Regions from separate parts of the Homo sapiens genome. Here all the other regions are linked to region 3. Evidence: chromatin loops called from intact Hi-C (ENCODE). Cell type or tissue: Calu3. All regions are shown on one strand. Each heading gives the region's core, and the rest is flanking DNA. Links, peaks and the distances in the headings are about the cores only.

What was found. Hi-C counts contacts between places; a loop is a spot of excess contacts. Peaks named below come from ENCODE experiments on the same cell type or tissue, not always from the same donor. Only the 100,000 strongest peaks of a DNase experiment are listed, where the experiment ranks them.
Region 1: a loop joins it to region 3, with 6 times the contacts of the local background. A loop is called at or near these places in 10 of 110 quality-filtered maps.
Region 2: it touches region 3 in a loop (5-fold over the local background); 11 of 110 quality-filtered maps call a loop at or near these places.

What each region holds. Positions count from the first base shown.
Region 1 is chr7:93,710,877-93,722,000 of GRCh38, reverse strand. MIR4652 (microRNA 4652) reads right to left here and starts at 5,073; the gene lies at 4,996-5,073. In Calu3, for the core only: a CTCF peak has its summit at 6,559 (motif pointing left); a DNase peak (open chromatin) is centred at 6,570.
Region 2 is chr7:93,792,110-93,803,233 of GRCh38, reverse strand. No RefSeq gene overlaps it. Among named protein-coding and RNA genes, the nearest start is that of MIR4652, 81 kb to the right of the region's middle. In Calu3, for the core only: no CTCF peak of the experiment used is centred there; no DNase peak of the experiment used is centred there.
Region 3 is chr7:94,218,520-94,229,643 of GRCh38, reverse strand. No RefSeq gene overlaps it. Among named protein-coding and RNA genes, the nearest start is that of COL1A2-AS1, 170 kb to the left of the region's middle. RefSeq lists an enhancer at 5,343-6,248. In Calu3, for the core only: no CTCF peak of the experiment used is centred there; a DNase peak (open chromatin) is centred at 6,063.

The DNA.
Region 1 (11,124 bases), core at 4,158-9,157, 510 kb after region 3:
AACATCTCCCCAACCACCCACAGTCCAGTCCCTTATAACCACAATTCTACTTTCTACTTCTGAGTAGATAGGGGAAATAAGTTCAAGAGATTTATTGTATAATTTGATGATTATAGTTAATCACAATGTATTATATTCTTGAAAATTAGTAGCAGAGTAGATTTTAGGTGTTCTCACCCCCCAAAAAATAAGTATGTGAGGTAATGCATGTGTTAATTATAATTAGCACTATTTAGCCATTCCACAATGTATACATACTTCCAAACATATTGTGCATAAGTATATACAATTTTTTCAATTAAAATTAATTAAGTATATAAAATTCATGACATTAAAAACGATAAAGAAAATCAATGAAACCAAAAGCTGGTTACTTTTTAAAAACTGATGTATTTCTAGCTAGGGTAATTAAGGGTGAAAAAAGGGAGACAAAGAAAAAAGTTAACAATATAAATAATAATGGATGCAGACATTAAAATGATAGTAAGAATATTAAGAACAACGCCATAACTATAAATTCAAAATTGAAAACTGCATACTACCAAAATTCACTCATGGAGAAATAGATAACCCAATTAAATTATTAGTTAATAACTTAAAAAAAAAAGCACCAGGCCCAGGTGGTTTCACTGGTAGATTCTTCCAGACATTAAAGGACAACATAATACCAATTCTACACAACCTCTTTCAAAAATACAAAAAAAAAAAAAGAATCTTTGCCACTCAATTTTATTAGGTCAGAGTTATCCTAATATCAAAACCAGACTAAAACATTACAACAAAAGAAAACTAAAGACCAATATCACTCATGAACATAGAAGCAAAGATCCTTAACAAAATATTTGAAATAAAATCCTGTAATATACAAACAGGATAATACCTCACAGCAAAATGGGGTTCATCCTAGGAATACAAGGCTAGTTCAACATTTATAAATAGATCAATGTAATTTATCATCTCAATGGACTGAAAAATAAACACTATATTATTATATCAATAAACAAAAGAAATTATTCGATAAGCTTCAAAACTCATTCATGATTAAAAAAAACTTGGAGTGAAGTGCAATTTTACCTTACCTACATACCTAACAAAGAGTATATATGGAAAACCAATAGCTACTATCATACTTAAGGCCAAGAGACTGAATGCTTTATCTTTAAAATCAGACCACAAGGCATGAATGTCCTTTCTCACTGCTCATATTCAGCATTATAGTGGAAGTCCCACCTAGCTCAATAATGTAAAAATAATATTAGTTATACATATTGCAAACAGATAAACTCTAATTGTTGGCAGATGACATGATAATCTATGTTGGTTTCACTAAAAAGCAGAGACTGGGTTATTCGTTCAAATTTCATAAACAAATAGTATTACGTTACAGTCTTTGTGTTTCTGAATAAACCAGAAGTCAGACATATGCTACTGGTAAAAGAAAGATGTTTGCTTAGGGTGAAAAGAGCGTGTTTACAAAGAATGTCTGAAAGGAAAAACTCAAATCCTCACTTCCCAGAATGAATACCAAGGTCTGTGGCCTTTAAAAAGGTGTTAAACTTCTTTGCACTCTGGGTTTCTCTCCAGAAATATTCTGTAGCCCTTTTGATTTATGCATTGTTTAGAGCAATAATATTGTCTGCAATATGCTTGGTGAGAAACAGCTGCTTCTCCAGTAGATGACATTATCCTCAGCTGTTGAATGAACATTCATTCCTAGAACACAAATAAGAATACCTAAGAATAGCTACATCCACACAACTGGCAATAAAAATGAAGGAAAGTAGTGATCATCTTTTTCAACAAGGTAATCTTTTTTGATGGAAAATTCCAGAAAAGCCATTCCACATGCAAAACCCCAAAACCTTAGCAGAGAAAGGTCCTTTCCAACACCTCACAAGATTGCTTTCCAAAACGTCTTTAATCAAAGCCAAGTGCTAAAGTTACACAAACACAGAGAAACACACTGGGCTGAGTTACACCTACAGTTTCTGCTTCCCTATAGAACTGGAAGTTCTTTCCCTGCTTACAGTTTCTAGCTTCTCAAATGAAATAGCACAACGCTTGGAGCCTGATTATTTTAGGAAAGGTCAAGTGAGCCCAAATGCTAATAGAATTTCATGAAACCAAAGAGATGGCAGCTTCCCAATTCTAGGTGCTAAGCTAAACACACTGGGGTTAAAACATAACCACATCCTTGCTAAGGAGAAAATGGTCAGAGTGGTCAGGCTTACTGTGTAAGCTGGTCATGTGATGCCCACACAGTTTTATGGTCTTCTTATCATTGTTACTGGTCTGCAGTTGGAGATGAGTCAGTGGATAGGAGTGGGAAAAGACTTGTCTCTCTCACACATAGAACCCTGAGGAAGGAGTAATCAGATTCATGTAAAAAATGAAGAGAGGAAAAGGAGAAGGAGTGTGCACTGTTAATTTTGGAACCCCAATTGGGATAACTCATCAATGCTCATCATCCACTAGCACGAAGCCTCATGGCTTTAACCATCATATATCCATGTGGTAGTTCCTTTGCCTGCCAGGATACGTACTCCAACCCCACACTCTATTACTTTCTCCCCATATCTAGTCATCCTTATTGCCTCACTCCTCTTAACTCTTCCATTCACCAAAATTTCCCCCACCTCCTCTCCTTTTCTAAGCTAGACTTGCTTCCTAGCCTCATTTTTAGAATTCTCCTTTCTCAAACGCCTGTTGCTGAGAAGGGAGAAGATAATCTTTAGTTTTGGAGGAAGGAGAGGTGGAAAAAGTCACTGAAATGTTGCAGTCTCCTGGTGGCAGATTATTATTTTCTTTCTTTCCTTCTGATAGTTACTTAAATTTTTTTTTAAATGTGTATTTTTAAGTCCTTTATTATGCTCGAAGAGTTTTTAAATTTTGTTATGTTTTTGTTCTAGTGAGGAAATATATTATATTGTAAAGTTAATTTTAATTATATTATCCCAATTTAGGAAATAATTTGTGAGTTTGTTTTCCTTGCTTGCTTGCTTACGGTAATTTGTGGGAAATATGTCATTCTATCACATCGATTAATTAAATATCCCTGTACATTTGTACATAGTAAAAAAAATTACTGAATAAAGCAAATATTGAAATGTCACACCCATTGGAAACATAGCACTACTATGTCATAATGATAAATCTTTTCCATACCTTCACTGGATGATTCAATTCGATTATTTAAGACAATAATTCAACATCAGAAAATTAAAGAAAGAACCAAAGTGATGACAGTAAATGCTTGGTAATGATTAGTGACTCCTTGCCAGCACACAGATTTCATCACCCGCGTAATTCTTATTTAGCATGGACCCTCTTCCAAGTTATTAGGATTCCTCAGTGATATTCAAATTGAGTAACAAAAGAAATTGGCTCAGTTTATCCTCTGTTTTTATCACTGCAAGCCTAGACATAGTGATTAATCCAGAAATAGCAATTATTTCCTATTTTCCCTAAAAATAACACTTAGAAGCTGGGCAACTCAGCTCTGAGACTCAGATTGTGCAGTTTGACATCTGATGATTATAATGTCTGCTGACCTCAAACTGTATTGTATGAATTACATAATAACCATGCATACAAAAGAAAGCAGAAATCATGAGGAATATTATAGTATAAAATCATTAATGTTATTTTCTTAATTTCTGCAGAAGTATCTATGAACCTTAACTCTGCTTATAATATTTTTGCCATAAAGTAGAATTTCTTTTCATTCCATACAATACCTCAATCTTTTCCTTTATAGCTTTCTTGTTATCACTCATAGGAAGTTATTTTGCTGAAAAACTATGTAACATTCATGAATAATTTATCTTAATTTTTTTCAGTCTCTAATATTTAATTCAGCTATAATTTTGTTATAAGGTATGTAACTTAGTTATCAAAAATATTTTTCCCTGGCAAATAATTCCTCAGTTGTCTTTTGAAATGGCAACGCCAAAATTGCTATCACCATTTTACAGATGAGTGACAGTTACTCACAGGGCTAAAGTGATAGACAGTGGTGTGGGCACCAGCTCAAACCTGCTCTCAAGAGGCAATTGCAGGTAGCATTTCTGAACTCCATATTCAACAAATTGGATATGATGGAAATACACCATGAAAATCAGCAAATACTACAAGCTTTCAACTTTCCTCCCTCCCTTCCTCCCTCTCTCCATCTTTCCCTCACTCCCTTCCTCTCTCTCCCTCTCTCTCTATTCCCCCCTCCCTTCCTCCCTCCCTCCTTCCCTTCTTTTCCTTCCTTCCATCCTTCCTTCCTCCTTTTCTTTCTCTTTCTTTCTCTCTCTCCCCATTTCTCCCCATTTCTTCCTTCTTTTTCTTTCTCTTTCTTTTGGTTCCCTCCCTCCCTTTCTTTGTTCCTTCCTTCTTTCATTCCTCTCTCTCCTCATTCCCTTCCTCCCTTATTCCCTGTTCTCCTCCTCTCCTTCCCTCCTTTTCCTAGGTTTAAGGGCTTTGCAAGTTCTCTTTAGTGCACCTGGGTTGACCTGATTTTGTTGTTCTCTACTATGTGGTTTGGGATGTGGTTTCAAAACTCATACCACCGCAACTTATTCATTCATAAAGATCTCTATTTCATTTGAGTAATCATTATGACTTATTGTAGCACTGGAGGACTGAGGAGTGCTTTGGGGCCAGAGGTTGGGTAATACTTAAGAGGAGGTGTTGTCAGCTGTTTGTTAGAAGAGAGACTTGCTGTCTGAAACTCAGTGAGTTGTTGCCTACAGGTCAGTAGCAAGGCCAGGAACATGACCTTGGATTTAAGATTTTCTGTCTTTTCAATGGAAACAATATGCTGACCATTTCTTTCACTTCGTAATCCTTCATCACATAGTCTCCCTTCAGAAGGTCTTCTCAACCACCACTGACATTGATTGCAAAGATTTTTAAAATTCTCATCACTTTTTCTCTCTGGTCTGACACTAGGGGACTGCTTGTTTGGCCTTACTCAGCCTAGTTGAGCTTATATTGAGGTTTATACTCTATTAGATGAGGGGATGGGTTAACAGAACAAAATAGTTCTGGTTAGTTAGTTCTATTAACCAGTCCCCTCGTCCAATAGAGTCAAACGATTCTGAATCACTGTTGGCCATTATCACTCTCATCACTACTCCAGTCTGACCAACTTTTGCATAGTTATATATATAGTATGTAACTTAGTTATCTAAAGTATTATATATATAATATTATATATATGCATATATAGATAGATAGATAGAGAGAGAGAGAGAGAGTCTTTCTCAGTTGTCCAGGAGTACAGTGGTGTGATCATGGCTCACTGAGGCTTGGATGTCCAGGCTCAAGCGATCCTCCCACCTCAGCCTCCTTCCTGGGTAGCTGGGATTACAGATGTGTGCCATCACACCTAGCTAATTTTTAGTAAAGACAGTCTATGTTGCCCAGGTTGGTCATCAAGTTCTGAGCTCAAGGGATATTCCCACCTTGATCTCCCAAATGCTATGATTACAACAGGCCTGAGCCACTGCACCTGGCCGCAAAGCAATCTGTAATTGTTACAGCTTACCCTGTGAGGTGTAAAGTTGAATTGGAGGTGGGGAAGAAGCATCTCTGACAATACCCCACAGCTTTGTGTAATCCCACAGCTTCTTGCACAAGAGCTTGCATATAGCTGGAGTTCAAGAAATATTTGTGGATTGGATGGATGTACAAATGAATGACAGTAAAGAGGCTACATCTGACAAGGGAGGAGGAAGCTGGGCAATGAGGATCCAGGGGACACCAGTAGGGAGGTACGGATAAATCTTTGAGATGGGAGAAAGGAGAGGCTGAAAGCGATAAGGATATAGGAAGCCCGATGCAGGCAGAGGACAGAATCCAAAGAGTTGCACACAATGCAGGTGTGTAAATGTGGACATTTAACAGGGATGGCATATTTAAAGTGGTATATTTTGAGATTTTCACTTGTTTTCTTTTCACTACCAACAAAGCTGAGTGTAATGATTAATTCTTGAAGATGTCTAAGCCAGGAAAGGGAAAAGAAAGTATTCATAACTGTCAAACAATGAATAATGGACATTTATTTGACAGTTCTTGAACATTAAAATTGAGCTAAGTTCTACATTATAATATGAAGTAGTTATAATAGGCATATAATATGTTTCCAAACATTATATGCCATTACTATGATGTGAAAATAATACCAAAGATCAGTACTTTCAACACCTGAATCACTTTGTGGTTGCAGTGCGGCAATTCTATGTACTGATTGTCTCTGAGTTTTTAACAGTGTAAGATGGTATAAAAGTCATCCATGATATCTGTAGTATTATCCAACTGTGTGTCTCACCAGCTGTGTAACTTCAGGTTAGTCCTCACTACCTCTCTGGGTTTAAATTTCCTAATCTTAAAATGAGGTCCAAGCTGGAAAATCCATCAAGTTCCTTTCTGGTCTAGCATTCATTGATTCTAGGATGTAAGATTATGCCGCGTAAATATGGACAAGACTTTCTTTTTCATTCCCCTCTTTCCATGAAGACAGGCTCCTTCTCTCTTCATAAACCATGGACTTATCCTAGGTCAAGGCTTCCTGGTCCACAGGAGACCCCTGGCGGCCACCCTGGCGAATTCTCTTGATAGATGTTACCTCCCGCAGTTCCGAAATCTTTAGAGGGTTTTTGATGCCCTAGAAAGCTTCCTATCTTTGAACTCTTAACACCTACAATTGGGTTGATACTACTTTGAGTAATCTTTTTTCACATATGCACAAACCTTTCCTTTTCTCTTACAACCCTTACCCCAAGAAAATATTTTTTCTTTTCCCTTTACTCTTTAATTTCCCTTCCTGTTTTATTTCTGAAATAAAATTGGGTGATTCTTCTTTCATTATTTAAATGATTTCATTTCTAAAAAATGTAATAACTTCTTTTCTGATTACGCAAGGAGAAGCATGCTTGTTGTGGAAAATTTGATAAGTAATAAGAAAATAAATTAGACACAATACAGGCATACCTCAGAGGTATTAGTGGGTTGGTTCCAGACAAATGCAACAAAGTGAATATTGCAATAAAGCAAGTCTCATGAGGTTTTTGGTTTCCAAAGTGCATAAAAAGGTTATATTTACACTATACTTTAGTCTATTAAGTGTGAAATAGCATTATGTCTAAAAAATATATACTTTAATTTAAAAATACTTTGCTGCTAAAAAAATGCTGATGATCATCTAAGCCTTCTGTGACTCATAATCTTTTGGCTGGTGGAGGGTCTTGCCTCAATGTTGATGGCTGCGGACTGATCAGGCTGGTGATTGCTGAAGGTTCTGATGGCTATGGAAATTTCTTAAAATAAGACAGCAATGAAGTTTGCTACATCAACTGATGCATCCTTTCATGAAAGATTTCTTTATGGCATGTGATATTGTTTGATAGCATTTTACCCACAGTAGAACTTCTTTCAAACTGGAGTCAAACTTCTCAAACCCTGCTGCTGCTTTATCAACTAAGTTTGCATAATATTTTAAATCATTTGTTTTCATTTCAACAATGTTCAGTATCTTTCACCAGAAGTAGATCCCATCTCAAAAAAATACTTTCTTTGCTCATCCATATGAAGCAATTCATCATTCACTGAAGTTTTATCATGAAATTGTAGCAATTTAGATACATCTTCAGACTCCACTTCTAATTCTAGTTCTCTTGCTGTTTCCACCATATCTTCAGTGATTCCTCCATTGAACCCTTGAGCCTCTCAAAGTTATATAAGAGGGTTGAAATCTTCTCCTAAATTCCTGTTAACTTTGATATTTCAGCTTCTTCTCATGAATTATGAATGTTCTTAATGGCATTAGAATGGTGATACTTTCTTGAAGAGTTTCAATTTACTTTGCCCAGGTCCATTGGTGGAATCACTGTCTATGGCAGCTACAGCCTTACACAATGTATTACTTAATTAATAAGAATTGAAAGTAAAAAATACTTCTTGATTCATAGGCTGTAAAACAGACGTTGTGTTAGCAGGCATGAAAACAACAATAATCTCCTTGTACACTGCTATCAGAGTTCTTGGTTGACTGGGGACATTTGTAAATGAGCAATAATATTTTGAGAAGATTCCTTTTGAAAGGAATCTTTTTTTCTGAGCAGTAAGTGTCAACAGTGGGATAAAAATATTCAGTAAATCAGGCTATAAATAGATGTGCTGCCATCCGGGCTTTGTTGTTCCATTTATAGAGCACAGGCAGAGTAGATTTAGTGCAATTCTTAAGAGCCTAGGATTTTTAGAATGATCAATGAGCATGGGCTTCAACGAAAAGTTGCCAGTTGCATTAGCCTCTAACAAGGTAATCAGCTTGTTCTTTAGAACTTTGAAGGCAGGCATTGACTACTCCTTTTTAACTATGAAACTCCTAGTTGGCATCTTCTTCCAATACTATATAAAGCTGTTTCGTATACATTGAATATCTATTGTTTAGTGTAGCCACATTTATCCATGATCTTCGCAAGATTTTCCAGATAACTTGTTACAGCTTCTACATCAGCACTTGCTGCTTTAGCTGGCACTCTTATGGTATGGATACTTTTTATTTACCCTTTAACATGATAAACCAATATCTGCTAGCTTCAAAATTCTCTTCTACAGCTTCCCCACTCTCAGCCTTCAGGGAATTGAGGAGACTTAGGACTTTGCTCTGGATTAGACTTTGGCTTAAGAAAATGTTGTTGCTGGTTTAATTTATCCAGACCACTTAAGCTTTCTCCATATCTGCAATAAGCCTGTTTCATTTCATTATTCATGTGTTCACTGGAGTAGCACTTTTATTTTCCTTCAAGAACTTTTCCTTTGGATTCACAACTTGGCTAACTGTTTGATACAAGAAGTCCTTCAGCCTATCTCAGCTTTTGATATGCCTTTTTCACTAAGCTCCATCATTTCTAGCTTTTTTATTTAAAGTGAGAGATGTGTCATTCTTCCTTTCACTTGAACACTTAGAGGCCATTGTAGAGTTACTAATCGGCTTAATTTCAATATTGTTTCTCAGGGAATAAGGAGGCCTGGGAAGAAGGAGAGAGATGGAGGAATGGCTGCTCAGTGGAACAGTCAGAACACACACAACATTTATAGATTGTGTGCCATCATTATGGACACAATTTGTGCTGTCCCAAAACAATTACAAGAGTAACATCAAAGATCATTAATCTTGGATCATCATAGCAGATATAATAATAATAATAAAGTTTGAAATGTGTGAGAATTAACAAATGTGACACAGACACAAAGTGAGCACATGCTGTTGAAAAAACAGCACCTATAGGCATGCTTGACACAGTGTTACCACAGACCTTCAATTTGTGAAAAATGCAATATCTGCAAAGTACAATAAAGCAAAGGACAATGAAAAAAGGTATGCTTGCATTTTTCTCTAGATCTATCCACTGGAAATATTTCAGGATATTTTCTTCTAGATTTCTTTTAAAATATGTATAAATAACTTTCAATACACAATTAGAATTATGCTACTTTTTTTGTTCTTTTTAACCAGAAAATTTTCACCTAACACTTTACACTTTAAATTCTAAGTATTTTCTAATGTTAGCATTGCTTTAAGTCTTTATCTAATATCTCAAGTCTAATAAAAATAATAACACTTATCTAGCAATTACTATGTACCTAGCACTATTCTAAGCACTTCACATCGGTTATCCCATTAAATCCTCAAAATCCAGGTGACGTGGACACTGTGTTTTTCCATATTTAAAATCTTAGAAATGGAAGGAGAGAGCTGTTAACTAACTTGTTCAGGATAACACCACTAGCAAATTCTAAAGTTGGGATTTGAGTCCAGAGGACCAGCTTCAGAGTTTGTGCAACGAATTATTACATAAGCCCCGCTTTGTTTATGTTTCCCATGGTTTCTACGTCAGAAATTTCCTCTCATAAAGATAAATTCAACACATAGCTTGTAGATTTGTACGCTATTCTTTAAAAATTAATCCCTTAATGCATCTGGAATTTATTTTGTTGTAAGGCATGAGATTAAGTATTTCCTTCAAACCATTTGGTAACTAATTTATTCATTCCACATTAAGTTGTTGCCATAAGTCAACATGTGTCTGTTTATTAATTTCCCTGCCCAGAATTGTGTAAAGCTCATATTCTTTTAAAACTTTTAATTCTACAAATGTTTAAATCTATTGTCGAGGAAGTTGACTAATCATTCTTCATTTTTAACATTTTCTTAGGTCTTTTCATCACTTTATTCTACAAAATAGATTTGGAATTATGTTGTCTACATCCAAAATAGGTCTTTGATTATAATTTCATTAAAACTATAAATTACTTGGGAAGAATTAATACCTTTAGGCTATTCAGTGTTTTTACTAAAGAAGATGCCATAATTTATTTATTTACATCTCTAATTTTTCCAATAGGACTTTAGTAGATTTTATCAACTCACAAATTATAAAATCTTCAATATGTAGATGAAGAAAATAGGGTAAGAGGAGAAAATAAAACATAAACTGTAATTATAAGTGAGGTCAATACACAAAATGCACTCCAACTGATTCTGCATACTTAGTGGAAGGACCCACAAATCTGTACGTAAGCATTGGCAAACATATCACAGAGAGGAGCTCAACAGTTTCCCTAAGATTTTTTAAAGTATCTAAAGTGAGAGAGCAATTTCTCCGATAGCAGGACTGAAGAGGTCCCTGAGTTGTAATGAACAGCATCTTCAAAGACATCTTTAGTACACTTTTGCACAGTATTTGATTGGCTATTGACTGTAGTGGAAACAATTCTGAAGCCTCACTGAAGCTTAATGAAAAGGGGTCTGAGATCACTTAATGATATCCAGTTCAGGGGTGAGTAAGTGAGCCCTTACTTTACCTGATAAGAGGAATAAATTTATGCACAGTTTTTTTTTAAACTCTTCCATAGAAATTATTTTATAAAATATATAAATTTACAGACTCAAGAAGCTAGGCAAACCCCAGACAAGATAATTCCAAGAAAACCAAACATAGACAGTTCACAATCAAAATAAGACCAAAAAAGTATGGAAAGTAGCCATGGGGGAGGTGTTGGAAGAAAGAAAGAGATATTCTCAGACGAAGAAAATTATGAGAATTTGTCTCCATGGTTCTTCCCTAAAAG
Region 2 (11,124 bases), core at 3,474-8,473, 430 kb after region 3:
GTTTGCTAGAATTCAGCAATTTAGCCTTTGGGTCTTGGGTTTTTCTTTGCTGGAAGAATTTGTTACAGCCTCAATCTTATTACTTGTTATTGGTCTGTTCAAGTATTAGATTTCTTCATGGTTCAATCTTGGTAAGTTGTATGTGTCTCGAAATTTGTCCATTTCTTCTGGATTTTCCAATTTATTGGAATATAATTGCTCGTAGTAGTCACTAAAAATCCTTTGCATTTCTGTGGTATTGGTTGTAATGCCTCCTTTTTCATCTTTTATTTAATTTTTTTGGGCATTTTCTCTGTTTTTTCTTGGTATAGCTAAAAGTTTGTCAGTTTTGTTTAACTTCTCAAAAAACCTGCTTTATGTTTTATTGATTTTTTTATTGTATTCTACATTTCAAATTCATTTATTTCTACTCTGTTTTTTATTATATATTTTCTTCTATGAATTATGTGTTTGGTTTGTTCTTAATTTTCCAGGTCTTTAGGATGTATCATTAGATTGCTTATTTAAAGTTCTTTTTTGATGTAGGTACTTACCTCTTAGTACTGTTTATGCTGTATTCCATAGGTTTTGGTGTATTGTGTTTCCACTATCATTTATGTCAAGAAATTTTTAAATTTTCTTCTTAATTTCTTTATTGACCCACTGGTCATTAAGGAGCATATTGTTTAATTTCCATGTACTTGTATAGTTTACAAAATTTCTCTTGTTATTGATTTCTAGTTATTTTCCATTGTGGTTGGAGAAGATGCTTAATATTATTTCAGTTTTTTCAAATGTTTTAAGACTTGTTTTGTGACCTAACATGTGGTTTATCCTTGAGAATGATCCATATGCTGAGGAAAAGAATGTGTATTCTGTAGCCATTAGATGAAATGTTCTATAAGTAATCTATTAGGTCCATTTGGTTTATAGTGCAGATTAAGTCCAGTGTTTCTTTGTTGATTTTTTTTTTCTGGAAGACCTGGCCAATGCTGAAAGTGAGTTGTTGAAGTCCAGCTCTTATTGTATTGGGGTCTATCCCTCTCTGTAGCTCTAGCAATATTTGCTTTATATATCCAGATGCTCCAGTGTTGGGTGCATATATGTTTTAAGTTGTTATATCCCCTTGCTGAATTGATCCATTTATCATTATATAGTGACAATATTTGTCTCTTCTTATAGGTTTTGTCTTCAAATCTATTTTGTCTGCTATTAGTATAACTACTTCTGCTCTTTTTTGGTTTCCATTTGCATGGAATATCTTTACTTATCTCTTTATTTTTAGCCTACATGTATCTTTATAGATGAAATATATTTCTTTTCATGTATGCAACAGCTTATTGCATCTTGTTTTCTTTTATTTTACATTCAGTCACTCTATGTCTTTTGATTAAAGAGTTTAGTCCATTTACATTCAATATAATTACTGATAACTAAGGACTTACTCTTACCATTTAGTTGTTTGTTTTCTGGTTATTTTGTGGTCTTTTCTTCCTTATTTTCTATTTTATTTTCAGTAAAATTGATTTTGTATGGTGGTATGTTTTAATTTCTTGCTTTTAATTTTTTTGTGTATCTGTTGTATGTTTTTTAATTTGAAATTACTGTGGGGCTCGCAAATACTATCTTATTATTTTAAGCTGATAATAACTTACTGTTTGTATAAACAAACAAACAAAAAGGAAACTCATAAAAACCCTACCCCTTAACTTCTGGCTACTATATATATATATATATGGCTACGATACATATACAATATATATGTTATATATATATACACAATATATATGCTACACACACACACACACACACACACACACACACACACACATATATATATATATATATTTTTTTTTTTTAAAGACAAAGTCTCACTGTATTGCCCAGGCTGGAGTGCAGTGGCAAGATCTCAGCTCACTGTAACCTCTGCCTCCCGGGTTCAAGTGATTCTCGTGCCTCAGCCTCCCAAGTAGCTAGGATTACAGGCACCCACCACCATGCCTGGCTAATTTTTGTATTTTTAGTAGAGACAGGGTTTCACCATGTTGGCTGGGCTGGCCTCAGCCACCAACCTTAGCCTCCCAAAGTGATCCACCCGTCTCGGCCTCCCAAAGTGCTGATCCATGTCATTTAAATCATTATTTCCCTGTATCATATTTTCTACTTTATTTCCATTTTTCTTTGATTTTCAGCAATTTGTCTGTGATATGCTTAAGCATAGTGTTCTTGGTTTTTTTTTCTGCTTAGGGGGTGCCATATTTTTTAAAATATATAAATTTGTCTTTCATCAAATTTGGAAAAATTTCAGCTATTATATCTTTGAATATTTTTTTCTGCTCCGTTCTCTTCTCTTTACTAAGACTATAATTACCTGTTTGGTAGATGTTTTGCACAGGTACTTTAGCACTGCCAATTTTTTAATGCTTTTTCCTCTCTATTTCAGATTGAATAATTTTTATGATCTATATTCAATTTCACTTGAAATTATTGAATTGAAATTACTCAGATTGAATAATTTTTATTGCTCTATATTCAGATTCACTATTTCCTTTGTCATCTCCATTTTCTAAATAAACTCATTCTGTTAATTGCTTATAAAAGTATGCATGTTGCATTAATATTCCTTTGCCTATCTTTCATATTTTCTAGTTTTTTTGCTAACACATCCTATACTATCATTCATTAGGAGAATTGTTTAGCCTCGTTGAACATCATTATAATAACCGCTATAAAGTCCTTGATTGAAAATTCTGGCATATAGGTTACCTCAGAATTGGGCTCTATTGATTATCTTTTCCTTTTAGCATTATCCTTTCTATATTGAGTCAACTTGAATTGTATTTTGCACTTTGTGAATATTAATATTGTAGAGGCTCTAAATTCTGTTACATTGCTCCAAAGAGTGTTGATATTTTTGTTTCAGCAGGCAAATAACTTGTTTAGGCTTGAACTCCAACTCTGACTTAGGTAGGCAACATTTTCAAAACTCAAGTCAATTATTTCAACTTCAGTTTCACTGTTTTGCTTCTGCCTTGAATATGTGTGATTCAAAGGTAAGGCAGAATTTTAGGCAGAGTTAATACGTAAAATATGGGGTTTCTGGCTCAGATTTTCTCCTCCGTAGTATTTTCTGTTTTCTTCTTATAAGAGCTGTGAATGGATTCCGCGTTCCTCATTATATTCGTGAGGATGTCTAATTAATTTGCTGAACAAATAACAGCAGGTCATCCTAAGGGGATAGCCAGGGTATTTCTAAGGTGTACTAAATTTCACCCTGACATTTACCAAATTCTTACATCACTAGCTCCCTCTTCTGTTTCCACAATAAAGTGCAGTTTCTTTAATAAAGGGTATTTTCTATCTTCATCCAATTCTTTGAAAATATTTTATTTCCTTAGAGACTTTCTCTTTGTCACTTCTTTCTTTTCCTCTTGCCATCATGCCTCCATGGGATCTCTCTCTCCAAGGTGCTTACTCTTCCCCAGAACAGTATCTTCTCAAGACTGCTGCTTCTGGCCTATGGACCTTCCAATCTCTCCATATTCTAGTAGTCTAGGAGCCAAGCATTCTGATCAGATCATGGACCTGCTCTCAGCATGTCCCCAGTCAACATGGATATCTCTAGTCCTGAACCCTAGCATGTGTTCTGTGTTCCATCACTGCTGTTACACTCTTCTCTTCTGTCCATATCTTGCCTGACCATCTGCTTTTATGTGAGCTCTGGAGACAACTCTACTAGTTTCAGTTATTTTTTTCTCTAGTTAAAGATAAACTGAGGTTTGAAATATCACCTGTCTCCAGGTGTTATATAGGAATAAGCTATTGGTAGTTTTATTTGCTCCCCTTTTTGATCTGTGTGGTTTTATTTTGGAAGATGTATGGAGATGTATAAAATTCAAGGATCCCTCACCCCTGCTTTTGTATGAAAAGAAAAAGGAAGCATTTTACTGGCTTTCTTTATATTTTATTGAAACCTTACAACAAACCTATGACCCTATGACACACACACATACACACACACACACCTATATGTGTGTATGTGTGTGTGTGTGTGTGTGTGTGTGTATATATATATATATATATATATATATATATATATATAGTTATGTCACATATATACTACAACTTTCTGAAAGTCACAGGGCTAGCATGTGAAGAACCCAAGATTTTAACTTGAGTAATCTGACTTCAGCTCCTATACACTTAGGTATAAAATTATTGCTATATACATATAAAATCCCCATTTTTCAGACAAAGAATATAAAAGGTAGTTTGCCTAATATCATTTTTTTTTGCAAAGGATAAAGTGTGAAGATTAAACTCATATTTAATTTTATAGTTCTTAGCCACAGTACTATGCTACTCGGGTAATAGTTTTTTTATACCTTAGCATGTAGGAGCTGAAGTCAGATTGCCCAAGTTAAAATGTTGTGTCCACCACATGCTACCCATGTGACCTTCAGAAGGTTGTAGAACCTAGAGGTAACTTTTGGACATTCTTCTATAAAGTGAAGATAGTATAGTATTTTTTCTTATAGAAAAATATTAGATGATGAAAAAAATCCATGTAAACTTTATAGCACATGCTAAGTACTCAATAAATATTAGTTATATTAATTTCTAAGGGATGCTAAATTAGCTGTGGCTCTTAGCATTTTCAAGTACCTTCATAGTAAGACGATTTCTAAAACTGAGCTCATAAAAAATATCATAAAATATTTGATTGCAGACTTGAGACCAAATACAAAACAATTTGTCAATGTATACTCTCCACTTGAACTGGCAATAGCTGATTTTATTTTAGACTTCTTCCAAGAGATAATTCTTTCTAATAACTTCCAACTTTGAATGTCTAATTGCACTCTAATGACAGGAGAGTGCTGTCCTATTTCTCTATTCATGGCAAGATTTCCTGAAAGTGTCCTTATCAGACACTTTCAAAATTAAATCCCATTGCTTTTAGTACAAAGGTGGTTGAACTATAAATTTTCCACCCAAAATGATCATGTAAAAGTAAACAAATTTCAAAATGGTCACACTAGAGATATAGATTTTAAGCAAATATTTCTGAAAGAAGCTAAAAGAAAAATTTTAATAAAGTTGACCAATGATACGTTAAATTGTCCATAATACTGAAATGAGTGCTGCTAAGCAGAAGAGACATAACTATTTATCTGAATAATTTATAACTTGATGTCTACCAAATTGAATTTAAGGAAGTAAATAAAAATATATATGTATATATATATACACACATTATTTATGTATATGTATATATTATTAATGCAAAAACATTACAAAGGTTTGAGATATTGCAGAGCCATTCTTCTGGAACAGATTGTTTGGGTCATAAGTTATTGGTGAAAAACTCTCTTTGAAATGATACCTAACATTTGTTCTAATATCAAATATTACATTTCCATCTGTAGGCCAGAAAACTGCACCATCACAGTTATGAAAGAGAAACTAGAATTTATTTTAAAGATAAAGTAAAACCTAGAGCTCACTCACTCTGCGATCCTGTGATTTCATATTATCTTATGTTCACTTTAGAACTGCTGATAACTTGGCAGGGCAGACTAGATTTTGATATTCTATTATATCTTAAATCTGTAGTATTTATGAGGTTGTCTAGTCTAAAAAATCAAAAGTACTGCAAATAAAAAAAAAGAACTATTGAGAGTACTAACCAGTAATGTGGTTTTCAGACTTATTTCTCAGGGAAAATATGCCTCTTAAACTGAAGTTGGAAGCTCCATTGTGAATCAGGGAAAATGTTCTTACTTAGCTCTACATGCAGTGTAGGCAAATTAAATTATTTTCTACATCTTCCCATCCCTGATATGCATTGTTGGATTGTGGTTTATGGAGTTGTTCAAATTTATGAACTATTGTTATAATTATAGATCAGTACAATGCTATTTTTACTCAATTATTGTTTGACTCTTTCTCCTCTTCTGTCTCACCACATCTAGGAATACATATATATTAAAATAATCACCTGCTGAGTTATGTCACCCTAAATGAAGAGTGAGAAGGAAATGAGGATTTGGGGGCCATTTTAGCTAATCTAATGTCTTCTGCCAGTGGTAAGAAATTAAAAAAAAATAGGGAAAAGTAAGTAAAACTGGGGGGCTTGGAGGTCAGTGTGATGCAGCATGATGTCTCCCTATGTTCTGCATCAAGGGACATAGCTATTAGCCTTTCCATATAGCTCCTCTCTAATTACATATTATCTAGACTGCCAAAGTTTTAACTAACCTTGTTGATAACAGTTCAGAAGTAGGATCTAAGCATATAATATACTTCTAAAAAGCTGGACAGTTGTTTCTGTCATGTAACCACAATTGAGAAACATTGATGCAGAGCAATGAACTTGATGATCATATTGATCTCTTAAAATTATAAAATTGAAAGACATAGTGGAAATTGAGTTTGACAGACCTTCAAGAGACCACATTTAATTTCTTGCTAATGTATGAAATTGGCTTAAGTGGACAATATTTCGGTATAGTGAAAGTTTGAAGATACATGGTAGGCAAATCAAGTCACTGACAGAAGAGGTGAGCTCTTCAACTTTTTCCAAATTTTAGTTTCATGCTGGGTGCTTTCAGCTTAAGTATAAAAGCCAGAAAATAGATCTGATTTGAATTGTTTTGTATTGTTTGTAACATATGTAACATAGTGTAATCTATATGGATATTTTGATAGCATTTATTTTCTATAACATTAATTTCATACTAAACTGTTTTTTAAGTAACAATTAAATGGGTGCGTAAATTTAAAATGTAGATGTAATTCAGCATTTAAATTTGTTTATGTAAATGTACACATATGAAATTATACATATGATACTTTTAAGACAAAAGATCAATGCTTGAAGGCACCATTAACTCAATAATATATTGTTAGTGGAATAAATATTAGAAAAATAAAAGTAAATTTAAAAAAAGTAAATGAAACATGCCTGTAATTCCAGAATTTTGGAAGGCTATGGTGGGGGGATGGCTTGAGCTCAGGAGTTTGAGGTTATAGTGAACTATGATTGTGCCACAGCACTCCAGCCTGGGCCACAGAGTGAGACCCTATCTCTTAGAAAAAAAAAAATCATTAAAATAAATAATAAATAAATAAATAAATAAATGCCATATTAATGGGAAGATAAAAAAGGAAATCTAAATGTCCCCATCCTGGTAAAACTATACCTAAACAAAAGTTTAATTCAATTTTCACATGCAGATTATTATGACTTGTTTGTGTGAAATTAGATTCCTAAAATTTATCCCAGTTTTTAGAGTTTCTAAGCCACACATTTGTTCTGAAACAAATCTGTCAGTTTGTACAGTTCTCATTTCTGTGTTCTCTCATGATGCTGGTAACTCTCATGAACCTGGTACTCAGCTGGGCATGGCTGTCACCGCGGGTGACTGTTGTGGATGCCTCATTCTTACCTGAGAATAGTGACACTGCTTATGGTCAAGTAAGTATTTGCCCAATGCTCTCAGTCACCTTTTTTCTCCTTAACATTTCAACTGTTTTGTATTGTTTTATGTTGTTTGTAACACAGTGTAATCTATATGAATATATTATAGTTATATAATATATATACACCAATAATACACCAATTATATATATATATATATATATATATATAAAGAAACAGAAGAGAAGGCTTTAAAATAGACCCATGTAAATATAGCCAACTGACCTTTCACAAAGGAGAAAAGGAGGCAATATAATGGAGAAAGTAGTTTTCACTAAATGGTGGGTGAAATAATTCACATGAAAAAAAAAAAATAGAAAATCCTCAGCAAACGAATGCAGGAACGGAAAACCAAACACCGCATGTTCCCACTTATAGGTGGGAGCTGAACAATGAGAACACATGGACACAGGGAGTGGAACAACACACACTGTGGCCTTTCTGGGGGTGTGGTGAGGGGAGGGAGAGCATTAGGAAAAATAGATAATGCATGCTGGGCTTAATACTTAGCAGGTGGGTTGATAGGTACAGCAAACCACCATGACACATGTTTACCTGTGTAACAAACCTGCTCATCCTTCACATTTACCTAGAACTTAAAATTAAAATTAAAATTAAAATTAGAAAAAGAAAATAAATAAATTGAGAGAAGGTCTCACACTTAACACAAATTAACTCAAAATATATCACAGAGCTAAATATAAAACACAAAACTATAAAACTTTTAGAAGATACTATAGGAAAAAAAATCTAGATAACCTTGGATTTGGTGGTGACTTTTTGGATATGACACCAAAAGCAGGCTCCATGAAAGAAATAACTAATAAGCTGGACTTTGTTAAAGTTAAATTTTTCTGCTCTACAAAACATACTGTCAAGAGAATGAAAAGACTAGCCACAGACTGGGAGCAAATATTTGCAAAAAAACAATAATGTTTCTGATATAGGAGTGTTACCCAAATTTATACAACAAACTCTTAGAAAGCAGTTGTAAGAAAATAAACAACCCAATTAAAAAATGAGGCAAAAACCTTAACAGACACTTTACCGAAAAAGATATACAGATGGCAAATAAGCATATGAAAAGATCTTCATCGTATGTCATCAGGTAAATACAAATTAAAACAACAACAGGATACTATTACACACCTATTAGAATAAAAACAATCCAGAACCCTGGCAATACTAAATGCTGGTGAGGATATGGAATAACAGGAACTCTCATTCATTGTTGGTGGAAATGCAAAATGGTATGGCCACTTTGGAAGACAGTTTGGAAGTTTCTCACAAAACTAAACATATTCTTACCATACAATCCAACAATCACACTCCTTGGTATTTACCCAAAGAAGTTGAAAACTTATGTCCACACAACAGCTGCACATGGATATTTATAGCAGATTTTTATAGTTGACAAAACTTGGAAAAAACCAAGATGTTCAATAGGTGAATGGATTTTTAAAAAAGCCAAAATGTAGAACTATGGTAGTCCAAACAATGAAATATTAACTGCTAAAGAGAAATGGACTATGAAGCCATGAAAAGATGTGGAGGAAACTTAAATGCATATTATTAAGTGAAAAAAGTGAATCTGAAAAGGTCACATCCTTCCAGCCATATGACATTCTGGAAAAGGTAAAACTACGGAGATAACATTAAGGTTGGTGCAAAAGTAATTGCAGTTTTTGCTGTTACTTTCAATGGCAAAAAACAAAATTACATTTACACCAATCTAATAAAAAGATCAGTCGCTGCCAGGGGTTAAGGGAAAATAACAGAGGATTTTTAGGACATCGAAAATACTCTGTATAATACTATAACGGTGGAGATATAAGTTGTCCAAACTCATAGAATGTACAACTCCAAGAGTGAAACCTAATATAAATTATACAGTTTGTGTGATAATGATGTGGTTCATCAATTGTAACAAATGTACACTATGATGGGGGATGTTGATAATGCATCAGAGGAGGCAGGGAATATTTGGGACATCTCTATACCTTCCTCTTAATTTTACTGAGAACCTAAAACTGCTCTAAAAATTAGTCTTAAAAATCAATCCCATCTATCTTTAATTCAAGAATGATGATTAGGAGGAGGAGCCAAGATGGCCGAATAGGAACAGCTCCGGTCTACAGCTCCCAGCGTGAGCGTCGCAGAAGACGGGTGATTTCTGCATTTCCATCTGAGGTGCCGGGTTCATCTCACTAGGGAGTGCCAGACAGTGGGCGCAGGCCAGTGTGTGTGCGCACCGTGCTCGAGCCGAAGCAGGGCGAGGCATTGCCTCACCTGGGAAGCGCAAGGGGTCAGGGAGTTCCCTTTCCGAGTCAAAGAAAGGGGTGACGGACGCACCTGGAAAATCGGGTCACTCCCACCCGAATATTGCGCTTTTCAGGCCGGCTTAAGAAACGGCGCACCACGAGACGATATCCCACACCTGGCTCAGAGGGTCCTACGCCCACGGAATGTCGCTGATTGCTAGCACAGCAGTCTGAGATCAAACTGCAAGGCGGCAACAAGGCTGGGGGAGGGGCGCCCGCCATTGCCCAGGCTTGCTTACGTAAACAAAGCAGCCGGGAAGCTCCAACTGGGTGGAGCCCACCACAGCTCAAGGAGGCCTGCCTGCCTCTGTAGGCTCCACCTCTGGGGGCAGGGCACAGACAAACAAAAAGACAGCAGTAACCTCTGCAGACTTAAGTGTCCCTGTCTGACAGCTTTGAAGAGAGCAGTGGTTCTCCCAGCACGCAGCTGGAGATCTGAGAACGGGCAGACTGCCTCCTCAAGTGGGTCCCTGACCCCTGAACCCCGAGCAGCCTAACTGGGAGGCACCCCCCAGCAGGGGCACACTGACACCTCACACGGCAGGGTATTCCAACAGACCTGCAGCTGAGGGTCCTGTCTGTTAGAAGGAAAACTAACAACCAGAAAGGACATCTACACCGAAAACCCATCTGTACATCACCATCATCAAAGACCAAAAGTAGATAAAACCACAAAGATGGGGAAAAAACAGAACAGAAAAACTGGAAACTCTAAAACGCAGAGCGCCTCTCCTCCTCCAAAGGAACGCAGTTCCTCACCAGCAACAGAACAAAGCTGGATGGAGAATGATTTTGACGAGCTGAGAGAAGAAGGCTTCAGACGATCAAATTACTCTGAGCTACGGGAGGACATTCAAACCAAAGGCAAAGAAGTTGAAAACTTTGAAAAAAATTTAGAAGAATGTATAACTAGAATAACCAATACAGAGAGGTGCTTAAAGGAGCTGATGGAGCTGAAAACCAAGGCTCGAGAACTACGTGAAGAATGCAGAAGCCTCAGGAGCCGATGCGATCAACTGGAAGAAAGGGTATCAGCAATGGAAGATGAAATGAATGAAATGAAGCGAGAAGGGAAGTTTAGAGAAAAAAGAATAAAAAGAAATGAGCAAAGCCTCCAAGAAATATGGGACTATGTGAAAAGACCAAATCTACGTCTGATTGGTGTACCTGAAAGTGATGTGGAGAATGGAACCAAGTTGGAAAACACTCTGCAGGATATTATCCAGGAGAACTTCCCCAATCTAGCAAGGCAGGCCAACGTTCAGATTCAGGAAATACAGAGAATGCCACAAAGATACTCCTCGAGAAGAGCAACTCCAAGACACATAATTGTCAGATTCA
Region 3 (11,124 bases), core at 3,362-8,361:
CTATATACTCTTCAAAATTAGATTTTAAGAACAAGAATGAAATAAAGATACTTAATGTAAATAAAAACTGGCAGAATTTATGATTACAAGACCTTCATTTATAAAGGCAACATATATATTTTTTAAAAAGTTGGAAGATCTGCAAGAAAAAGTGGCAAGCAAAGACAGCAGAGCTATTTTAAGATATCTAGACAAAAATAACCTGTATAAGATATTAATTTTAATAATACCCAATTTGGGAGTTAAACATATACAACTAACCTACTAGAAAAAAATAGTATGTATATTGGGAAGTAGTGATTGAAATGAAATTATTATGAAGCTCTTGTGTTTTTAGGAAAAAAGACTGACTTTAGGCTTTGTTTAATATGCCTGATAAAATTTTAAGGGTGTCTTTCAAAAATAGAAATAGAACTTACAATTTCTAAACAAACAGAAGGAAGAATTGCAATGAGACAAAAACAGATAAACTGACAGAGAATTCAATTATTTCTTCTTCCATAAGGGAAAAGGAAACAATAGTGAGACAGATAAGAAGCACACAAGTCAAAAGAGTAAAAACAAATAAACATATATGAATAAGAAAGTATCATTTAGTTATTGCCACAAAATTAGTAACAAATCATTCTACAACTCAGTGGATTAACACAATAAGCATCTGTGTTTATGAATCTTTAGGTTTGCTGAGGGCTCTGCTGAGCTAAGGTGGTTTGGATCTGCTCCACATATCTTTCATCCTCCTTGTAGGACCAGCTGGCTAACCTAGGGATATTTTTCTAATGGCTACAGCAGAGACACATAACAAGCATAATTCAGTCCTTATGCTGTGTTACATCTGCTAAAATATTATTTTCTAAAGCAAGTCCTATGGCCAGTCCTAAGACTGCTTCCATGATATGAGGTTAAAGACATAAATATTTATAAACAATAATCTTATGCAAAGAACAATAAATGTAATTAAATTCACCAGTTATTTATACCATAAATAAATATAGGTGTAATAAATCCCCTAATTATAGCAATTTAACTATAACTGCTAAAAGTTAAAGATAGAAATTGTCAGACTGGATTGAAGGGAAATATAGAAACTTAGGGGGACTGATCATAAAAGAATGGAAAAAGAGATAACCAGGAACATACAAAACAAAATAAAGAAGTTGTGAATGTTAACCCTCTGGAATGTATGGGGGTAGTGATGAGTAGGGAACACCAGGGGGTTCCTGGGGTGCTGGAAAGATTCCATTGCTCAGTTTGGTGAATTTAAACATAGAAAAAGCAGCAAGGCAAGCAAAGCAAGTGAGCAAGCAAGCAAGCTGTGGTAGCTGTATTAAATTGAATAAAATAAAACTTAAAACACAGAGCATTTTTAAAGATAAAATAAATATTTATAAACAGTGAGAGTTTCAATTCACCAGAAGAATAACAGTACTAAACCTGTATGGGTCTAGCTAAACACCAAAATATATGAAGCAAAATATGATAGAACTACAGGAGAAATTGGCTACTAGAAAAAATTAACAGATTCACAAACTCCCTATATTTTTATTTTTAGAACATCAGACAAACAATATAATAATATGAAGAATTTGAACAACCTATCAACAAGCTTGATTTCAGGGGCACACATAGAACTGTATTTCCAACAATCAGAGAATACACATTATTTTCTACTATATCTGAAGCTTTAAATACTAGAGTTTTATTTATTTCGAAGAATGTTATACAGATCTCAGTATTATTAAGATAGAAATAAATTAAGCAATGAATTTCACAGTCTTCATCCATTTGGTAATGGATAACAAATACTTAGAGCTGACTAATAATAAAATTAACATAAAACGAAGAATATTGAATCTTTTGAAGGGGTATGTGTGTGTCCTTTAATACTTACAATAGAATACAAAAAGTCTGAAAATTAATTTGCTGGTAATTCAACTTAAGATTTTACACAAAGAATCAGTAAAATAAATTCAAGGAAAATAGAATAAAAGATAATAAATAAGATAAATTAATGAAACAGAAAACATATAATGAAGAGAAGAAAGAAAGAAGAAAGTTATTTTAATAGACAAGTAATACATATAATCCTGTGGCAGAATTTACTAAGTCACAAAGACAAAGCCAAAGCAAAATAATATTATGCATGATTTTTTAAGAAAAAAATTGAAACATAAAATGTATAGATTTGTAGAAAAATTAAAACCTATTAAAACTGACTCAATAAGAAATGGAAATTCAGATTAGTAATTTTAAACCTCCCCATATTAAAAATAGTAAGCTCAATTTTATCAATGAATTCTTTAAATTTTTAAGCAAAACAGATCATTCTAACTTCATAAAAATTCTTTTAGGTAATGGACAAAGAGGAAATTCTACACAACTTATATTCTAATACCAAAACACAGTTAAGGACTATATGTGAAAAAAAATTATGGTCTGATTTTACTCACAGATGTCAATGCCAAAATGAAAAACACAGTACTAACAAACCAAATCTAGCAGTGTATAAAAATGATAATACATTATGATCAAGTTGCATTTATCCCAGAAATATAAAGGTATTTTAACATCATAAAATCAATGAATATGTTTCCCCACATTTATAAAGGAAAAATATCATTTGCTCATCTCACTGAAAGCAGAAAATCATTTCGTGTAATTAAACATCCATTCATGATTACTACCTTTCTAACTCAGCAATATAAGTATTTATCAAAACTTTACAGCAAACACCATTCTTAATGATAAATTTTGGAAATATTCCTTTTAAAATTAAGAATAAGACAATAATTCCTTCTATTGCTCTTCCTTTTCAATATTACACTGAAGTTTCTAGTCGATGAAATATAAGTAAAATAAATGAATATGTTTTTGAAGAGAAGAAACAAAACTGTTATCTACAAATAGTATTGTTTATATGGAAAATCCAAAGAATATAGAGATAGTTTCTTAGAATAAAAATAGGTTTATTAGGAAAGTGACTAGATATGAGATCAAAAACAAAAGTCAGTTGTATTTCTAAACACCAGCAATACATAGAAAGCGAAACTTTAAACCCACCATTTTCAGTATAAACAAAAATGATAATGTACTCAGGAATAAGTGTAACAAAATATGTGCAATGCCAGTATAGAGAAAATTATAAAATTTTATTGAAATACATTAAAAAAATAAATGCAGAGAGGTGCCCATATTCAGTTAGGAAAAATCAATATTGCTAAGATGTCAATTTTCTTTAAATTAAATGAGAGTTTCAGGGAAAATCCAATCCTACTCCCAAAAGTGGTTTTTGAGGAACCTGACTAGTTTATGATAATATTTGAATAGAAGATCAAGGGGTCAAGAAGAGCCAGGGCACTCCTGATGAATAAGAATAAGGTTAAGAGAATAGCTCTACCAACTACCAGGCCTGCTATCAAGCTAAGCTAATTAAAATAGTGTGGTCTTAGTGCAAAGGTAAAAATTTGTGCAACAGTAAGTCCAGAAGTAGACCTCTTCATGTACAGAAATAAGATATATAACTGAGGTGGAGTTTTATAAATTTTACAGTGATAGTTATTTATCCATAGAGGAGAAAAGAAAATAGAATTCATTCTTATATACAAAAAAGATTTCTGGATAAATTAAATATATTAGGAAAGATAAAACTTTACAAGTAAGAAAAAAATTTAAATGAATACCTTTATTATTTCAGAGTAGAAAGGTTTCTTAAACAAAATACATAAAGGATTAACTAAATGAGAAAAGTTTGATAAGTTAAACAGCAGATCTAAGCTCTTTAGCTGGAATTCCAAAATCCATAAGGCCATGAGATGTGAAAGTTTGTTTTTATATGCAACCTCGTTTGGTGGCAAAAACAGACAACATAAGGCTATTCATAGTGTTTATTTATAGCAGATGTAAATGTTCACCCATTGTGCCCTGGGATATATTGATGAGTTTGACTACTGAATTCTCTCTAGACTCTGTTGGGAATAATCATAATATATAAGATATGCCCTATATAATCTTTCTGAAATTGATAAAAACAATCTGAATCTGAAATACATCTGGTCCTGAGGTTTTTTAATAATGGATATGGACCTGAATATTAACATTAAGAATGAGAAACACATGCATTGTTATGTATATGTTAGCTGGATTTAGCCATTCTACAATGTACACATACTTCAAAACATTGTTTTGTATATGATAAATATAGAGAATTTTTATTTGTGAATTAAAAATAAATTTAAAAAGAGAAACATATTTCAGAATAATTGGTGATAAGGAGGTAAGAGAAGATATTAGAGGACTGCACAGGTACTTTGGTATATAGGGTAGGTAATATTTAGGTAAATGGGGTAGGGGGTCATGATTTTACTTTGTTTCAACACCTTCCATGTATGTTACATGTATGAAGTGTGTTATATATTACATAATACGTAAGTGCAATAACTCAGAAACAGTGAAATATCACATGTTCTCATAGTTGGGAGCTAAATATGTGTACACGTGGACAGGTTGTGGAGTAATAGACATTGGAGACTCTCAAGGGTGGGAGGAGGGAGGATCCTGAGGGAAGAAAAATTACCTAGTGGGTACAATGTACATTATCCAGGTGATGGTTACACTAAAAGCTCAGACTTCACTACTACACAATATATCCACGTAACTACACCAGAAAATTCAAATTATCTATAAATATCACATGAAGAAATGATTAAATATATTATGAAAATATGTCTGGAAGTTTTGTGTTACTTGAATAAAATGCTTCATTCAGAGAAATGATCTGACATTTCTGTGGTCACTACCAGCTCAAAAGAAAGTAATACTCTGTCGGTAGGTGTCTGAGTTTATTAAACCTATTTTGCCACTCAGTTGATATAAAGATATTTTTAGTAGATTGTAAACAAGAAAATCATGCATTGTTAGCTAAGTTGCCTCACATATTAATTTGCTCAAACTTTGATATTTGGTTTCATGCATTCTGTTTCTATGAACATCTTTTTGTTTTTATATTTTCAATAACTAAGGAATTTTAAGAGCATTATTTTAAATATATATACTTGTCACATTAAATATCTTGAGTTTTTATGTATATATACAAAGTTTTATTCCTTTTGTTCTAGTTGTTGGATGGAACACTAACTGTATTATTGTATCAAATAAATATCTCTTGTGGACCATAAAATAAAATGCAGATTGAGAATGTTTTAATTCTTTATTCTTTTTCATTTTTTAAAACAGATGATTTTTCTTCTCACAAAATTGATGTCATGGCTCTTGTCTTAAGCTACTTTTAAAAAAAATTGACCTGGTGCAATGTTCGTCCATGTGCACTAGAAATCCTAAACAAGAATATCAACTGTCCTTATTCTTAAACGTTAAAATGGTGGATGCTTAATGGATGGGTTGTCTTCGTATTATAAACAATGTGAATTGACCAGTTGAAAACAACTCGTCACTGCGAAGGTTTTGATTTATCTCTCCTCTTTTCAGATATGGGCTAATTATTCCATAGATAACCTCATCTCTTTCAAAGCAGGAGCCTGACTATTACGCCTCTTGTGTTGTGAATTTAATGCCATGGTAAAGAACACCCACTGCAAACCACAAAACAGCATTGAGTCGGAGAGAGAGAAAAGCTGCCAAAGCAGTTAATGTGATCTGGTTTGACAACCTTGGTTCCTGAATCAGGCATTCTTCCACAGGGTTTGGGCACTTAGGCTGTGAGCGGGAGGTGTTTAAACAGACAGCATCTGCCTCAGCAGCCAGCCTTCCTGCTGGCTCTCAACAGGAAGGGCATTCATCTCCTTCACATGTCTTGTGCATTAATTTAGCAAAACAGTCGTCCTGCTGGTAAGCCAAAGTAATCAGAACACACAGGAGATGAGACTTCAAAAAGAATCTGGAGCCATTTGAACAACTCTAGGACTGTCATTGGCATGCTTTGGGGCATATGTACTCAAAATGTGTAGACACCTCTTTGGAATCGGATTTTTGCCCAGATCATCAGGGATTACACTTATCTGAGGAATCTCCAGCCCCCTGGCTGAAATGCAGAGGAGAATTGCCCATAACGTGCCCTCAGGGCATAGGAGATTCCACAAGATGGGGATATTCTCAAAGGAAAGTAGAGTAGCCCTCCTAAAGGGACATTGATAAGCCTTTACCTTGCAGCGACTACTATCATTTTTTTTCTCCTTTCCTGCAAGAGAAGAGATCACACAGCAGATGATCTTGAACTTATTTACAGACTTATTGTAGAAAATAAAGCATTATTAAGATTAAATCTAACACTCTATGCAGGTTTTCTTCAAAAGGGTCAAAATATTCTCTATAATTTGCAATAGTCTGCTTTGTAAAAAAAAAAAGTACAGTTAAATATTTTGTTTCTTTTTAAAAATTAATAAACTGTTGAAAATTAGAAGTAAATACTAGTCACCATGAAAGAAGAACTAATATTTTTTTAACCTCCTAATCATCAGCTAGTATGTTCTCTAGACTCTAGAGATTTTAAGGAACTTAATTTATATCTACATGATTTTACATTATTACTTTATGTATGCTTCTATGGAGTTTTCTTTATTTATTAAAATATCATATAATCCTTGAAATATTTAAGGGCCACATCAGTAGAGCTCCAGACTCTCCAAGTTCAAATCCCAGAGGCTTTGCTTACTAAACTATATGACCTTGATCAAATTGCTTAAAGTTTTTTTGGTATTTTTCATCTTTAAAATAGTATATTATAAATAGCTATTTGATTTCATGTGATCGTCATGGGAATTAAATGGGCTAAACCATATAAAATGCTTAGAACTATTGAACTGGTACATAACTAGGTCCTCAGTATTCATTAGCTATTATTTTTATCTCCTCCTCAGTTCAGCACTTAAAAATTCTTACTCTCCTTTCACAATACCACACTTTTTTTTTAAATGAAATATGGCTCTGTAGAAAAGTTTTGCAATAGGAAACTTAAGCCAATTTTTAAAAAACCTAGCTTTAAAATAACCAGTGAAATGAAGCCGGTAAACAAATGATACTATTAAAATTTCCTTTTTATCACTTTAATTATCAGGAAAGGCTTCCATTTTTGCTTACATGGATTTTGAAAAACAACAAGTTTCTATGTAGAATCATAAGATATTAACCGAGTAACTTGTATTTTATTCTGATCTAGTGAGGTAGGTAAAGTTTTACTCCCTACCCAAGCCCACTTTAAATAGAGTAGCTTCAATTTTATGCATTTTTAATAGTTGAGCTCCTGTGAAATTTGCATTTGAATGAAAGGTATCTCATCAACTAGAATAACTAAAAATTTTGAAAACTTCATATTTAGTCCACACATCTCATTTAATAGATGAGAAAACTGAGGAGCTGAGAAATGATATAACTTGTTGACTGGATGGGATGTGCCCTCCCTAGAAGGCATGGGAAAAAGAATCAACTGAAAACAATTTGTAGATATTTTCTGTTCTTTATCTTGAATATGTAAAAAATTCCAAGCTATAAGCACTTTTATTATTATTATTATTTTACAATATCTCACTCGATAGCTACAAAACATAAATATGGAGAGTCAATGTGTTAAGTTAAACACGTAAATTATGAAACAGAATTTCTGTTCATTTTGTTAAACAATTGAGTACTTATAGAGTATAGGATTTTTACAATTATTATTATACTTTAAGTTCTAGGGTACATGTGCACAACGTGCAGGTTTGTTACATAGGTATATGTGTGCCATGTTGGTTTGGTGCACCCATCAACTCATCATTTACATTAGGTATTTCTCCTAATGCTATCCTTCCCCCAGCCCCCTACCCCCTGACAGGCCCAAGTGTGTGATGTTCCCTGCCCTGTGTCCATGTGTTCTCGTTTTTCAACTCCCAACTATGAGTGAGAACATGCGGTATTTGGTTTTCTGTCCTTGTGATAGTTTGCTTCGAATGGTTTCCAGCTTCATCCGTGTCGCTACAAAGGACATGAACTCATCCTTTTTATGGCTGCATAGTATTCCATGGTGTATATGTGCCACATTTTCTTAATCCAGTCTATCATTGATGGACATTTGGGTTGGTTCCAAGTCTTTGCTATTGTGAATAGTGCCACAATAAATATACGTGTGCATGTGACTTTATAGTAGCATGATTTATAATCCTTTGGGTATATACCCAGTAATAGGATTGCTGGGTCTAATGGTATTTCTAGTTCTAGATCCTTGAGGAATTGCCACCCTGTCTTCCACAATGGTTGAACGAATTTACACTCCCATCAACAGTGTAAAAGCATTTCTGTTTCTCCATGTCCTCTCTAGCATTTGTTGTTGCCTGACTTTTTGATGATTGCCGTTCTAACTAGCGTGAGATGGTATCTAATTGTGTTTTTGATTTGCATTTCTCTGATGACCAGTGATGATGAGCATTTTTTCATGTGTCTGTTGGCTGCATAATGTCTTCTTTTGAGAATGTCTGTTCATATCCTTCACCCACTATTTGATGGGGTTGTTTGTTTTTTTCTTGTAAATTTGTGTAAGTTCTTTGTAGATTGAGGATATTAGCCCTTTGTCAGATGGTAGATTGCAAAGATTTTCTCCCATTCTGTAGGTTGCCTGTTCACTCTGATGATAGTTTCTTTTACTGTACAAGCACTTTTAAAATATATTTCTACAAATTGTAGAGAAGCAAGAATGCATCAATTTTTAAATATTTTTCTCTGCATGACATATTTAATACATATCATGACATGTTATGTTTTTACGTGAATGATTTTGTTTAATATCTTTGAACAATATTCTATGCAGCTTTTTTTTTTTTAAATTCTTATTTTACAGATGAGGAATGTGAGGCCCAGGATCACGCAGTTAGGGGTGAAGCTATGATTCAAACCCAGCCTGACAGGCTGCAAAATACATGCTTTTAATCAGCCCTGTATTAAAAGGAAGACCACAGAAGTGTTAAGTCACCTATGTCTTCAGTAATGAATTTATAATTTGAATCTTCTGATGGCTTAATAATCATGATAAAAATTATTTGAAGTATAATGAAAACAAAAGCATGCAGTGGGAAACAAGTAATTGAAAACTAAATATAATGTAAGATAAAAACATTTTACTCACAGGAATGACTAGTGATGGGAATTTTAGATACCCTATTGTCCTAATGGGAAAAGCCATTTTTAATCCCTCTGTCTCCTATCAAATAAACTATTGCTTACTCCACCCAACTTCCTAGTGGAGGACCAGCCAGATACCTTCTAAACCAGGTATTTGCAGAAAATGCTCCTTTTTTATTTTATTTTATTATTATTATACTTTAAGTTTTAGGGTACATGTGCACAATGTGCAGGTTAGTTACATACGTATACATGTGCCATGCTGGTGTGCTGCACCCATTAACTCATCATTTAGCATTAGGTATATCTCCTAATGCTATCCCTCCCCCCTCCCCCCACCACACAACAGTCCCCAGTGTGTGATGTTCCCCTTCCTGTGTCCATGTGTTCTCATTGTTCAGTTCCCACCTGTGAGTGACAATATGTGGTGTTTCGTTTTTTGTTCTTGCAATAGTTTACTGAGAATGATGATTTCCAATTTCATCCATGTCCCTACAAAGGACATGAACTCATCATTTTTTATGGCTGCATAGTATTCCATGGTATATATGTGCCACATTTTCTTAATCCAGTCTATCAGTGTTGGACATTTGGGTTGGTTCCAAGTCTTTGCTATTGTGAATAGTGCCGCAATAAACATACGTGTGCATGTGTCTTTATAGCAGCATGATTTATAGTCCTTTCGGTATATACCCAGTAATGGGATGGCTGAGTCAAATGGTATTTCTAGTTCTAGATCCCTGAGGAATTGCCACACTGAATTCCACAATGGTTGAACTAGTTTACAGTCCCACCAACAGTGTAAAAGTGTTCCTATTTCTCCACATCCTCTCCAGCACTTGTCGTTTCCTGACTTTTTAATGATTGCCATTCTAACTGGTGTGAGATGGTATCTCATTGTGGTTTTGATTTGCATTTCTCTGATGGCCAGTGATGGTGAGCATTTTTTCATGTGTTTTTTGGCTGCATAAATGTCTTCTTTTGAGAAGTGTCTGTTCATGTCCTTTGCCCAATTTTGATGGGGTTGTTTGTTTTTTTCTTGTAAATTTGTTTGAGTTCATTGTAGATTCTGGATATTAGCCCTTTGTCAGATGAGTAGGTTGCAAAAATTTTCTCCCATTTTGTAGGTTGCCTGTTCACTCTGATGGTAGTTTCTTTTGCTGTGAAGAAGCCCTTTAGTTTAATTAGATCCCATTTGTCAATTTTGGCTTTTGTTGCCATTGCTTTTGGTGTTTTGGACATGAAGTCCTTGCCCATGCCTATGTCCTGAATGGTAATGCCTAGGTTTTCTTCTAGGGTTTTTATGGTTTTAGGTCTAACGTTTAAGTCTTTAATCCATCTTGAAATAATTTTTGTATAAGGTGTAAGGAAGGGATCCAGTTTCAGCTTTCTACATATGGCTAGCCAGTTTTCCCAGCACCATTTATTAAATAGGGAATCCTTTCCCCATTGCTTGTTTTTCTAAAGTTTCTAACACTTGTCATCCCATTAATGATGTTCTTGTCTCCTGACCACAAGTAGGATTAAAAAATACGATCTCCAGCTATGGCCCTAGAGTTAGTCATATGAAGTTTATTGTGATATTTCTCAGAAGACACATTTTACGTCTTATAACCAATGAACAATTTAATTCTTAAAATTTTCCAGTGAGAAGTTTTTCTTTTAAGTGTGGCTTGCTGTTTAGTGTTTTTTAGTGAAAAGAGGGATTTAATTATTGCATCCATCCTGTAAAAGATAGTAGGATTTTGAGGTTAACAGAGCAATTCATTTCTGACCTAGGAAAGATTGTAAAATTGGGTGATAACCCCCACCCCTTGAAGAAGTCAGTAGGGGTAGGTAAAACTCAGTGTCTACAACCACCCCCACCAAAAAAGGAGGGGAGTTAAGATCTACTCAAGCTTTTATTATCTTGAGCAAATAGTGATTACGAAAAGCCTTTAACTCTTTCCCTCATCACCCCATCATGACAATCACTCCTCCCACCCACAGCAGGTAGAATATACCTTCTCCTACTGTATA